Linked DNA regions of Homo sapiens: region 1 is linked to region 2. A link is a contact called in ENCODE Hi-C data. All regions are on one chromosome and are shown on one strand. Each heading gives the region's core, a stretch centred on a gene start or an enhancer-like site at or near the end of the contact. The rest is flanking DNA. Distances are from core to core; before and after follow the strand shown.

Region 1 (7,098 bases), core at 310-2,809, 2.0 Mb after region 2:
CTTTGTCTTTGAAGTAACCTCTTTGGGCAAGAACTGAAAAGCATTAAAAAAAAAAATCTGTAGGTCAAACCAATCCTTAAACTGTGATTTGTTACCCCTAATATAAAGGATCTATTTACATAACACCCCCACCACCAACACACATTGGATTCAAAACACAAGTCCCAGTACGCAATTATATCTATATACCAGCATAAGTGTAATGTCATTCAACTGAGAATGTGTAAAAGTAGATACTATTTTGAACTGCAACTCTTCTGTCAGAAATCATTAATAGCTACTCAATTTAATGAGGTGCTTAACAACTTACAATTAAGGTAATTTGGGTTGGCTAAACATTGCACAAATTCCAACTCCAACTGAAACCGAAGTCGATTTCCAGCATCATCTAGGAGACAAGACAGCAAAAATCATGGAAAACAAAGGTCACTGTATATAATACTGATTTGTAGTAAGGAAAGAGCAATAAAGAAACCTGACTAATGTTGAGATGGTCTTCCTAAACTAGGAGTGGGAGGAGATAAACCTTCCTTCGAAATCTAAGAAAAGCGGAGCCCTGATTAAAAGGAGTAAGTTAGAAGTTTCTCTAAAGTTAAAGAGAAATCATCAAAGAAAACAGCAACACAAACGGAGAATTCCTACCACTCGTGGGCCACTATGTAGGAATTTTAACAGTGATCACTAAGGTAGGCTGTAATAACTGTGGCTTCCCCTATTTTAATAATGCGTTGTAACAACTGTTAACAGTGATTAAGTTTCGCAAACGCTAGGGGCTGAATCAGTAAAGAAAAACTTAGGATGCAAGAGACTGCGGAGAGCCTAAAAGATCATGCAGCGCATGCATATAAGAAGCACCAGGGTCAGGAGATCGAGACCATCCTGGCTAACACAGTGAAACCCCGTCTCTACTAAAAATACAAAAAAAATTAGCCGGGAGCGGTGGCGGGCTCCTGTAGTCCCAGCTACTTGAGAGGCTGAGGCAGGAGAATGGCGTGAACCCAGGAGGCGGAGCTTGCAGTGAGCCGAGATCGCGCCACTGCACCCCAGCCTGGGCGACAGAGCCAGACGCTGTCTCAAAAAAAAAAAAAAAAAGAAGCACCAGTAGCAGAATGATACACAAGTCTGGCGACGATATTTCAAACTTAGGCAAGCTCATGTGAGAAGCAGAAAACCAATCAAGGAGGACACGGTTTAACACACAAGTCCTCTCCCTTAGTCTCACCCACGCCAGGGAGCTGGTGGGGTGGTGTCTGAATAGCAAAGATGTGCGAACAAACCAAATCAGGAAAACTGCAAAGAGTACCTTAGTCTTTCTAGACGCTACAAGAGCCTTCTCTCCTCTCTGTCCAAATATTAACCCTGCCAAGAGTAAGGCCTGGAAGGAGGCCACGGGGAAGAGGTCTGGGTCAAGGAGAGTTCCATCTGCGAAGACTCCAAGATCAGAGAGCTACTCACCTGTCTCCATAGCGACAGCAGCGGCCATAACAAACGAAGACACCAAAACGCCACCAGCCTGACAGAGCAAAAGCCCAGAGACGCGGGCGAAGTTCCGGAAACCACGGCTCCCTCTTCCGGTCCCGGGGCACTGTGGGATATGGGGCGGGGCGGCTCCGCCCATCCCCGACCAGCCCTGGGATGGCTCCACCCGCGCTGGCTCCAAAATAGCGAGGGGGCGGGGCCCGGGCCGTGGGAGCGCCTGAGGGGCAGGAGTCCAGTGTTTTAGCCTTCGAAGGACCATGGTGCTTCCACGTCATCGTGTTGTGGCGCTCCCGGCTATGGCAGTACCGTAGTTTTCCTCTCTTCTGCCTGCGGTGACCATTGGGCTGTAGGGTGCCCCGAGGCCTCCCTGGCCCCCTCACGCCGGCAGAATGGCCTCAGCCCGAGGGGCCAAGCAGTCTTCGCCCCGGGTGGGGACCACCCGCTACACAGAGACGTCCACGGTCCGCGTGGAGACCTCGTCCCACCGCGTGGAGACGTCGTCCCGGCGGGTGGAGACCTCCCAGCGCCGCAGCGAGGGGCCCTCCCTCTCCCCCTCGGGGAAGCGGCTCCCTCGCATCCTCGAGGCGTCCTCCCGGCACGTGGAATCCTCCTCGCAGCGCACGGAAACGACCTCCCGCCACGTCAGAGCCTCGTCCCTGAGGGTGGAGACGTCTCTGCACTGCGCGGAGAGCCCGACCCCGCGGGCCAAGCCGGCCGCCCGCCAGAACGAAAAAACGGCCCGATGAGATGCTGCTTCCCAAAGGCCACCAAGGGGCCAGGGCCCTCAGCCAGGACAGAAAGGCCTCCAGTTGCCAGCCAGCCAGCCAGCTGCCAGGTGGACCAATCATTTTCGGTTTCATGGAAACAAACCATAAATCAATGTAAGAAACAGCCAAGCCGCAGTTTCTGAACACAGCCAACGTTTACTGACCGTCCTGCGTCTTGGACCAGCCTACTTTTGACCCAGTGAACTATTTTCACTTGAAGCCAGCACAGAAGGTTTTCAGGCCCAGGATGCTGTCTAAATCGGGTTGATGGACAAAGAGAGGCTGTTTGAGCCTCTGAGCCAGGTGAGTTTGGGATCCACAGCCCTCAGAAAACCTTCACCCCTTAGGAACAGAGACCAAACTGAAATAATGACCTGTGGAATGATTCCATGCCTGCTAAAAACTCGAGGGACAAGGAACAGACTCATAAATTATTAATTGGCCTTTGTTTATGTTTCAAAGTAAATGGTCGTTTTCTTTATGCTAAGTCTTTGTACCTGGCACCCCCATCCATACACTTTTTTAAGGTAGGTTAGATGTGGTTAAAAATGACAGTAAACCCACCAGCAAGCAAAAATAATCTTAGAAAGTGAGAGGAGGTCACTGAAACCTGGCCTGAGGTTTGAAGAAGATGGAGAAGAGTTATATTTATTGAGAACCGGCTCTGTGCCAGGCACTAGATGTTCCTCCACTTACGATGGGGTTACCTCCCGTTGAAACTATTGTAAGTTGAAAATATGGTAATTTGAAAATGCACTTAATACCCCTAACCTACTAAACATCATGGCTTAGCCTAGCCTACCTTAAACATGCTCAGAACACCTAAAGTTGAGCAAAATCATCTAACAGAAAGCCTGTTTTATAATAAAATGTTGAATATCTCATGTAATTTATTGCATACTGTACTAAAAGTGAAAAAGAATGGTTGTAAGAGTACTTAAAGTACTATTTCTACTGAATGTCACTTTTGTACCATTGTAAAGTCGAAAAATCATAAGTCAAACCATCTTAAGTTGGGAACTGTCTGTATTCTGGGAACTTGGGCTATAGCAGTAAAAAAGGCAAAGTCCCAGCTCTAGTGGAGCTTACACTCTGGTGAAAAGGCAGACAAGCAATGATGAAACAAGACAATTTTCTATTGTGATTAGCACTATGAAGGAAATACATGGGTAATGTGATAGAGAATGGAAGTAAGTGGCTTCTTTTGATAAAATGGTCAGGGAAGGCCTTGCTGATTAGTTAACATGTAATCTGAGATATGTGTGAATGAACAGTGATCTGGAACAGGTGCATTCTAGGCAGAAGAACAGCAAATACAAAGGGTGGATGGGAACCAGCTTTGAATGTTCAAGGAACAGAAAGAAGGCCAGTGTGGCTGGAGTGAGAGAGAAGCAATTATATAGACATGGAAGCAGAACGGAAGAGAGGAGTTAAAAGCAAGCAGGGGCCAGTCCACAGAAGGTCTTCTAAGCCACAGTAAGGAATTTGAGATTATTCTAAGGTCAACAGGAAAACATTGAAGGGTTTCCAACAGGGGAACGACATGATGCCATTTACATTTAAAAAATATCCTTTTGGCTTCTGTGTGTAGAATGTGGGACAGTGGTTCTCAACTAAGTGTGATTTTGTCCCCCAGAGGATATATGGCAACCTCTAGAGACATTTTAGTTTGGTTGAAAAGTTGTTGGGAGGGGGTGGGTGGCACATTAGGTGCTACTGGCACCTAGCGGGTAGAGTCCGGGGATGCCACCTGACATCCTACAGTGCACAGGTCAACACCCTCCCCTCTGCCAACGATGAAGAATCACTGGTCCCAAAATGTCAATAGTGCCAAGGCTGAGAAACACTGACAGTTCTAGCAGCTTGGAAAGCTAGAGCATGGTCTACTGGGACAGCGCACCACTTTAAGGAACAGTCATGGAAGAGGGTTACCTTTAAAAGTAAAGAGAAATCATCAAAGAAAACAGCAACACAAATGAGACACAATACCTACCACTCATGGGCCACTATGTAGGAATTTTAACAGTGATCTCTAAGGTAGGCTGTAATAACTGTGGCTTCCCCTATTTTAATAATGCATTGTAACAATTGTTAACAGTGATTAAGTTTCGCAAAAGCACGTGCTGAATCAGTTAAGAAAAACTTAGGATGCAAGCTGAACAAGAGACTCCAGAGAGCCTAAAAGATGATGGAACATATGCATATATAAGAATCACAAGTAACACAATGATACACAGGTCTGGCGACGATATTTCAAACGTATGCAAGCTCATGTGAGAAGCAGAAAACCAATCAAGGACACGCTTTAAGACACAAGGAGGACACGCTTTAAGACACAAGTCCTCTCCCTTAGTCTCGCCCACGCTGGGAAGCTGGTGGGGTCGTGTTTGAATAGCAAAGGTGTGCGAACAAACCAAATTAGGAAAACTGCAGAGTACCTTAGCCTTTCTAGACGCTGCAAGAGCCTTCTCTCCTCCCTGTCCAAATACTAATCCTGCCGGGAGTGAGGCCTGGAAGGAGGCCCAGGGGAAGCGGGAGAAGAGGTCTGGGCCAAGGAGAGTTCTATCTGCGAAGACTCCAGGCTCAGAGCGCTACTCACCTGTCTCCAGGGCGACGGCAGCGGCCATAACAGGCAAAGACAGCGAATCGCCACCTGCCTAACAGAGGAAAAGCCCGGAGGGGCGGGAGGAGTTCCGGAAACCACGGCTCCCTCTTGCGGTCCCGGGGCACCGAGGAATATGGGGACGGTGGCTCCGCTCATCCCCGGCCAGGCCCGCTTAGCCCGCGCTGGCTCCGGAATGGCGAGGGGGCGGTGCCGGGCTGTGGGAGCGCCTGAGGGGCAGGAGTCCAGGGAGGCAGACTTTTACCCTCAAAAGGAATGAGTCCCAGAGCCTGGCACAAGGAAGACAAGTGTGCAAAGTTGGTGGAATGAATTCGGTGGCCTAAATGTACCTTCCTCAAATGCCACGGCTGACTGGGTCTCCTCGCCCACTTCACCCTCTCTTGCAATCCAACTTGTGAGGCGTGTGTGTGTGTGTGCATGTCCGCGCTTGCCTTTAGATGGAGGTTGGCTTCCCAGCCATCCAGGCTTGCATACACGTGCATAACTCCTACCCCTACCTCGCCTGCCTGCTGTACCAGGGGTTGATTCCTTCTTCCTGCGTGTTTTCTGTCCAAATCCTTTTCTGATTTGGACAGAAAACACGCAGGTGGCACACAGTAAGCGCTTAATAAATTTTCCGGCTACCTGATCTTCTTGGAATTGAGGGCATGCTCCTGTGCGCCCCTCATTGCACAGAGCTCCCTTGTCTGGAAACTCAGCAGTCACCGGAGCCGCCGTCGGTCCTCTCGCTTTCTCTATTTTAAAAAACGTTTCAACCGCTAGCGCTGTTGGATCTCTACCTTTCAGGCTTTATCACCTGGGGTGGAGTGGGTGGTGAGAGGGAAGGGATGGGGAGTCAAGACAGGAGAACGCTCTCGATTTCCCGACCCACCTCCCGTCATATCTCATGTCATATCTACCGGGTGTTCTACCCGGTCCTGTTACTTTTTTTCTTCCGCGAAAGCCCAAATTCCCATCACTGCTCTAGCTCTCTCCCAGATCGCCAAATCCGGATGTCTGTCTCAGGGAACGTCAAAGCAACATGCCCGGATGAGGTCCTCCCCTCTCCCCACCTCCCAGCCCTCTCCTCCTGCCTCCCCCGGTGTCACCCGCGCCTCCTTCCTCTCTTCACCTCCCTCTAAACAAGAATCCGGCGCAGTCAGTTCTAGACCCTGAGCATCTCCCGCGTCCCTGCCCAATATCCGTCCCGCCCCCGATCGCCCGCGTCCTCTTGAACCTGCGGAGCCCTGCTCCCCGCACTCCACGCCCTTGCTCCGAGCTTCCGAGAAAGCGGGGCAAAGGGAGCCAGAAAGAGAGAAAATGCGCACGGAGCAGGTGGCCCCGCGACTCCATGGTGAGGGGACGGGGCACGGAAGGTGGAAAGGCGCGCTCCCTCCTCCCTTTTTTCCTCCCTATGGTGGGCAGTTGGTGACACACAGTAAACGCTCAATAAATGTTTCCGCTACTCGATCTCCTTGGAATTAAGGGGATGCTCCTGAGCGCCCCTCATTCCACACAGCTCTGGTGCCTGGAAACTGCGGTCGCCGGAGCGGTCGTCGGTCCTCCCGGTTTCTCTATTTTAAAAGCCATTTCAAACCTCCAGCGGCCTCGCCACCTCTGCTGCAGACCTTCCAAGCCCTTCTGAAGCCGGAATGATTTCTCCCTAATTCACTCCCCCTGCTTAACACATTCGAACGGCTCCCGCTTGTTCTCGGGACCAAATCCAAAGCCCCTGGCGCCACCTTCGAGAGCCTCCGGACCTGCTGACCCCCCACACCTGGGCTCTGAGCTCCAGATCCAAGATGCTGCTCGCCCTCCCTTCCCCGCCGCTCTCTTTCTGCGCGCCTTTCCCCTGCCTTCCCTTTCTGTCACTCTCCCTGGCTGAGCCCTCTCCGCCTCCAGGTCTCCGGGAAGGTTGTCCCCAGGCCGGTGGGGCCCCTGCAGGTCCTCAGCCTCGGGCGGGGTGGGGTGGAGGGGTCGCACAGCGGGAATTGCCACCAGCGCGTCCGGGCTCCACAGCGCGCTCGTCCAGGGCGCGGCAGCGCTCAGCCCAGCGCTTGGCACAGTCAGTGACCACAGGGAGGAGAAAGTGAAGGCAGGAGCGCACCTTCCCACCTGCCGTCCCCGTCCCCTCAGAACCGAGTCCTGGGGCCACCTGCTCGGCGCGGTCCCTCTCTCTCTGGCTCAGTCCCCCCACCCCGATACGTCTCCTCCTCTCAGAGGCTCCGAGGAAGGGCGTGGGCGCTGGAG
Region 2 (6,509 bases), core at 826-3,325:
TCCGGTACTTCCACCTTGAGTTCTGTCTCCTGCGGGCGACAGAAGAGGCTCAGCCCCGGTGGGGCCTGGCGGGAGGGGCACCCGGCTGAGCCCTGCTCCCTCCAGCGCCCACGCCCTTCCTCGGAGCCTCTGAGAGGAGGAGACGTATCGGGGTGCGGGGACTGAGCCAGAGAGAGAGGGACCGCGCCGAGCAGGTGGCCCCAGGACTCGGTTCTGAGGGGACGGGGACGGCAGGTGGGAAGGTGCGCTCCTGCCTTCACTTTCTCCTCCCTGTGGTCACTGACTGTGCCAAGCGCTGGGCTGAGCGCTGCCGCGCCCTGGACGAGCGCGCTGTGGAGCCCGGACGCGCTGGTGGCAATTCCCGCTGTGCGACCCCCCACCCCACCCCGCCCGAGGCTGAGGACCTGCAGGGGCCCCACCGGCCTGGGGACAACCTTCCCGGAGACCTGGAGGCGGAGAGGGCTCAGCCAGGGAGAGTGACAGAAAGGGAAGGCAGGGGAAAGGCGCGCAGAAAGAGAGCGGCGGGGAAGGGAGGGCGAGCAGCATCTTGGAGCTGGAGCTCAGAGCCCAGGTGTGGGGGGTCAGCAGGTCCGGAGGCTCTCGAAGGTGGCGCCAGGGGCTTTGGATTTGGTCCCGAGAACAAGCGGGAGCCGTTCGAATGTGTTAAGCAGGGGGAGTGAATTAGGGAGAAATCATTCCGGCTTCAGAAGGGCTTGGAAGGTCTGCAGCAGAGGTGGCGAGGCCGCTGGAGGTTTGAAATGGCTTTTAAAATAGAGAAACCGGGAGGACCGACGACCGCTCCGGCGACCGCAGTTTCCAGGCACCAGAGCTGTGTGGAATGAGGGGCGCTCAGGAGCATCCCCTTAATTCCAAGGAGATCGAGTAGCGGGAACATTTATTGAGCCTTTACTGTGTGTCACCAACTGCCCACCATAGGGAGGAAAAAAGGGAGGAGGGAGCGCGCCTTTCCACCTTCCGTGCCCCGTCCCCTCACCATGGAGTCGCGGGGCCACCTGCTCCGTGCGCATTTTCTCTCTTCCTGGCTCCCTTTGCCCCGCTTTCTCGGAAGCTCGGAGCAAGGGCGTGGAGTGCGGGGAGCAGGGCTCCGCAGGTTCAAGAGGACGCGGGCGGTCGGGGGCGGGACGGATATTGGGCAGGGACGCGGGAGATGCTCAGGGTCTAGAACTGACTGCGCCGGATTCTTGTTTAGAGGGAGGTGAAGAGAGGAAGGAGGCGCGGGTGACACCGGGGGAGGCAGGAGGAGAGGGCTGGGAGGTGGGGAGAGGGGAGGACCTCATCCGGGCATGTTGCTTTGACGTTCCCTGAGACAGACATCCGGATTTGGGGATCTGGGAGAGAGCTAGAGCAGTGATGGGAATTTGGGCTTTCGCGGAAGAAAAAAAGTTAACAGGACCGGGTAGAACACCCGGTAGATGTGACATGAGATATGACGGGAGGTGGGTCGGGAAATCGAGAGCGTTCTCCTGTCTTGACTCCCCATCCCTTCCCTCTCACCACCCACTCCACCCCAGGTGATAAAGCCTGAAAGGTAGAGATCCAACAGCGCTAGCGGTTGAAACGGTTTTTAAAATAGAGAAAGCGAGAGGACCGACGGCGGCTCCAGTGACTGCTGAGTTTCCAGACAAGGGAGCTTTGTGCAATGAGGGGCGCACAGGAGCATGCCCTCAATTCCAAGGAGATCGGGTAGCGGCAACATTTATTGAGCGCTTACTGTGTGCCACCGACTGCCCTAAAGCCCCCCACCCCCGTGGCCTCCGCGCGCTTTGAGCCCAATGCGCGGGCCCTTGGCAAAGAGAATCGGCCAGAGGCCAACGGGGGCGCATGTCCTCCCCGGTATTTGACTGACTCGGAGCCAGGGGCGCAGCCCACCCCGCCCGGCTCTGGGGAGCTCACCTTGCCCCGTGCGGGCCACAGTCGCTTCCCGAGCGCCGCCTCCCCGTGCTGGCCGACCAGCCACAGCTGCACCTGGTTGTTGGAACCGGCATAGAGCGAGGCCCCAGTGGACACGCGGATGCGGTAGAGACCCATCTTGCTCAAAGATGTTTCGCTCCTTCTGGTGGAGAAGGGTGGACGAGCTAAATAACCCAGCCTGAGACCCCGCCCTCTCGGAGGTCGCTTGGGGTCGGAATGTGGGTGGCAGGTCTCCAATCAACTCCGCCTACCGCTGGGGCCCCCAGCTCCAAGGAGCAGAGCTTCAAGGGGCAGAATTCAGCCCCAGTCCAAAAGGCGGTGTCCTGGCGAGAGCAGGGAGTGGAAACCACTATCTTGACGGGAGGGAGAAAAAGAAAAGGATTTGGACCGAAAACACGCAGGAAGAGGGAATCAACGCCTGGTACAGCAGGCAGGCGAGGTGGGGGTAGGAGTTATGCACGTGTGTACCACGGACTTTGGGCCAAGCCTGGGTGGCTGGGAAGCCAACCTCCATCTAAACGCACGCGTGCACACACACACACACGCAAGGACACGCGCGCGCACACACAAGCCTCACAAGTTGGATTGCAGGAGAGGGTGAAGTGGGCGAGGAGACCCAGTTTGCAGTGGCATTTGAGGAAGGTACATTCAGGCCACGGAATTCATTCGACCAGCTTTGCACACTTGCCTTCTCTGTGCCAGCCACTGGGACTCATTCCTTTTGAGCATAAAAGCCGCTGCCTCCCTGTTGCCTGCAGAATAAAAGTCCAAATGTTTCTGGCATTCAATGCCCTTGCTAACCTGACCTGCTCTCCTCACCTCTCATCCCACTGCACCCTGGCATCTCCTGTGCTGGAGCCATGTGTTCCCCGGAACCCCCCCTCCCCCCGCCGCCCCTGCTGTTCTCTCAAAGAACTCACTTCTGGGTTAGTCTGGTCATGCTTCTAAACCCTAATTCGTCTCCAGTTTCTTTTTGGGCTGGAGCCATGTGTTCCCCAGAACCCCACCTGCTGTTCTCTCAAAAGAACTTGCTCCTGGATTAGTCTATTCATCTATTCATGCTTCTAAACCCTAGTTCACCTCCGGTTTCTCAGGAAAGTCTTACCCGGTACTTTCACCCCCCACCACCCCACCAGAGTGAATTAGCTTTCCTTTTTTTTTTTTTTTTGAGATATAGAGTCTCACTCTGTCACCCTGGAATGCAGGGTGGAGTGCAATGGCACGATCTCGGCTCACGGCAACCTCTGCCTCCCGGGCTCAAGCAATTCTCTGCCTCAGCCTTCCGAGTAGCTGGGATTACAGGCGCCTGCCACCATGCCTGGATAATTTTTGTATTTTTAGTAGAGACGGGGTTTCTCCATGTTGGCCACGCTGGTCTTGAACTCCTGACCTTGTGATCCACCCACCTCAGTCTCCCAAAGTGCTGGAATTACAGGTGTGAGCCACGGCGCCCGGCCCAGCTTTCCTTTCTAACACTTTTCTCCTTGCGCACACTTCTACTGTTGCACAGTTAATACTGCAGTGTGAGCATTTGTATGTGTGTATCCCCCACTAATGTGAGCCCGTCCTAGGCAGGGACTACACACCCAGCAGGACTCTCACTTTTGTTTCCCCTGGAGACGGCACAGTGTCAGGGTTTGTGGGTGTCAATAAGTGTTTGCTGAAACACACTGAGCTGAAAAATTCATTATAAATGAATGCTTCCCTTGGGGGAGACAAAGGGAAACAAATTATCAGGCAATGTAAACAAAAGGGGAATACTAACATAAACTTCATGGCATGGATTACAATCAGCCTGGTAACACAAATGAAGTCCACGAAAATATGTCTGTGATGCATATTTTCTGGTTTGCTTGTTTTTTGTTTTTGGTGTTTTTTTTTTTAATGAGATGGAGTCTTGCTCTGTTGCCCGGGCTAGAGTACAGTGGTGTGATCTCGGCTCACTGCAACCTCCACCTGCCGGGTTCAAGCGATTCTCCTGCCTCAGCCTCCAGAGTAGCTGGGATTACAGGCACCCACCAACATGCCCGGCTACTTTTTGTATTTTCAGTCGAGATGGGGTTTCACCATGTTGGCCAGGCTGGTCTTGAACTCCTGACCTCAAGTGATCCACCTGCCTCGGCCTCCCCAAGTGCTGGGATTACAGCCATGAGCCATCATGTCCGGCCCTGCTTAATTGTTTACTGGGAAGTACATTCATGTGATTCAAAATTCAAAAGGTACAAAGTGATATTCACTAGTTTCTCCCTCCTCTTGGCCCCAAGCCACCCAGTTGCTCCACTCCCAGCAATCACAGTTACCAGTCTCTTCTGTGCACTAATATTACTGAGCAAATACACGCCTATCTTTGTCTTTTTCTGCACATTGTAGCATGCCTTATTCTGCATCTCGTTTTTCCATAGTGCAACAGGAGGTCATTCCATATCCATGCATAAAGAGCTTCCTTGTTCTTTGCTAAGGCTGCCATTTGCTGTAACGCCATAAATTCTACTAGTCTCTTGTAGTGGACACAGGTTATTAGTAATCTTTTGTAGCTATGAAAAAGTGCTGAAAGAAATAAACCTCGCATATACAGCATTTCTCGTATGAAAGTATCTCTGTAGAACAAAACCCTGGAGATAGAATTTCTGGACCAAAAGCATATCGAATTTAGGCAGAAACTGCTCAATTGCCCTCTGTAGAAAGTTGTACTGATTTAGACTCCCACCAGTGGACTGTGTATGAGAATGCCCATTCTTCCTCACTCTTGCCAATGGTGTGTTCATAACCTTACCTTAGCCAATCGGATAGGTGAAAAATGGTACCCTAGTTTTAATTTTAATTTGCATTACCCTTATTATGAGTAAAGTTGAGCTTTTTTTTTTTTTCTTTTTTTGAGAAGGAGTTTTGCTCTTGTCGCCCAGGCTGGAGTGCAGTGGCGCGATCTTGGCTCACTAAAACCTCTGCCTCCCGGGCTCAAGCAATTCTCCTGCCTTAGTCTCTCGAGTAGCTGGAATTACAGTCGCCTGCCACCATGCCCGGCTAATTTTTTGTATTTTTAGTAGAGATGGGTTTTCGCTATGTTGGCCAGGCTAGTCTCGAACTCCTGGCCTCATGTGATCAGCCTGCCTCAGCCTCCCAAAGTGCTGGGATTACAGGTGTGAGCCACCGTGCCCAACCAAAAGGTTTTTTTTATAAGTGAAATTCAGAAAAATCAAAATGTGGTGGGTAAAATTCATCTTCCATAGAAATGGCACAAACCCAGTAATTTTCTTGCAGATTAAAAGTGTGATTGAAGAGTTGGGAAGGCTTCCAAAAGTAATTCACAGTAACTTGTGGGTAGACTGAGTGAGGTTAGATTATGATGCAGTTGTGATGGGAGAGGAAAGACCCAGGCCATTTCTTCCCGTCTTGGATAGGGATATCTATGGTGGTTAGCCTATGCCTGTTCCAACATTGTATGTTGGGGGTGGGGTCAGATGACTTTCTCTTTAGTTTACAGGTCTTCAGAAGAAGAGGAGCCCAGGCACGGTGGCTCATGCCTGTAATCCCAGCACTTTGGGAGGTCGAGGTGGGAGAATCAGCTGAGTTCAGGAGTTCAAGACCAGCCTGACCAACATGGTGAAACCTCATCTCTACTAAAAATACAAAAAGTAGCCAGGCATGGTGGTGGACACCTGTAATCCCAGCTACTCAGGAGGCTGAGGCAGGAGAATCGCTTGAACCCCAGAGGCAGAGATTGCAGTGACCTGAGATCGTGCCACTGCACTCCAGCCTGGGCAACAGAGTGAAACTTCTTTAAAAAAGAAAAAAAAAAAGAAGAGGAGGAATTGTATTCTGGAAGTATACTTAAGGTAATACAGTTGAGAAATCTCATCTATACATGGACCTGATTTAGATGATGAAATTCTAGACTTTGAGCTGATGCTATAATGGGATTCGACTTTGGGGTAGCTTGAGAGGGAGCGAGTGTATTTTGCATGTGGAAGGAATGTAAATCACCAGAATTCAGAGGGCATGCTCGTGGTGGCCATTCTTTAAAACATCCCCCAGTGATTCCGACCTCCTGATATGCATGCCTTTCCATAGTCTCCTACATTGTGTCTGGGTTGGTCTGCAAAGCCAATGCAGTATGAAATGATGTGTGTGACTTCCAAAGCTAGGTCCTAAAAGACATTAGGGCTTTCCGTCTCCTCCCTCCCCACTCTCCCTCTTTCTTGTTCTGCTTTCTCTGAGAGAAATTAACTACTATGTCATGAGGTCACTCAAGAAACTCTATGGAGAGGTCCACGTGGCAAGGAACTGAGCCCTCCTGCTACGAGCCAGTGAGGAACTGAACCCTCCAACTACCAACCACGTGGGGCAGCCATCTTGGAAACAGATCCTCCTGCCCCGGTTAAGACTTCAGATGACTACAGCCAATCTCTTGACTGAAACCTCATAAGACTCTTGAACTAGAACCAACTGACTCCCAAAACTGTGTAAGGTAATGGGTGTTTTTTGTTTTGTTTTGTTTTTGAGACAGGGTCTTGCTCTGTCACTCAAGCTGGAGTGCAGTGGCATGGTCACAGCTGACTGTAGCCTCCACCTCCCAGGCT

What was found. A loop is a pair of places that touch in the nucleus more often than their neighbours do. Pooled maps may share reads with other maps.
Region 1: a loop to region 2 is called in a map of CD4-positive, alpha-beta memory T cell, with 21 times the contacts of the local background. The contact joins the promoter of MED31 here to the promoter of ALOX15 in region 2. A Hi-C loop is called at or near these places in 4 of 168 maps with a recorded cell type or tissue (CD4-positive, alpha-beta memory T cell, GM11168, GM18951 and 1 more), 3 of 37 single-sample maps with no recorded cell type and 7 of 50 pooled maps.

Annotation. Positions count from the first base shown.
Region 1 is chr17:6,650,046-6,657,143 of GRCh38, forward strand. MED31 (mediator complex subunit 31) reads right to left here and starts at 1,560. Exons shown (of 4, transcript NM_016060.3): 1 at 1,456-1,560; 2 at 311-388; 3 at 1-33. The coding sequence starts at 1,483. C17orf100 (chromosome 17 open reading frame 100) reads left to right here and starts at 1,717. Exons shown (of 1, transcript NM_001105520.2): 1 at 1,717-3,431. The coding sequence starts at 1,869. The coding sequence ends at 2,225. It overlaps MIR4520-1 (microRNA 4520-1), which reads right to left and starts at 5,464; the gene lies at 5,395-5,464. MIR4520-2 (microRNA 4520-2) reads left to right here and starts at 5,404; the gene lies at 5,404-5,457. RefSeq lists enhancers at 975-1,034, 1,125-1,204, 1,275-1,404, 5,062-5,634, 6,912-7,098 and silencers at 1,655-1,734, 2,035-2,084.
Region 2 is chr17:4,639,603-4,646,111 of GRCh38, forward strand. ALOX15 (arachidonate 15-lipoxygenase) reads right to left here and starts at 2,076. Exons shown (of 14, transcript NM_001140.5): 1 at 1,915-2,076; 2 at 1-29. The coding sequence starts at 2,049. It overlaps LOC105371499 (a long non-coding RNA gene), which reads left to right and starts at 5,407. Exons shown (of 3, transcript XR_001752768.2): 1 at 5,407-6,397.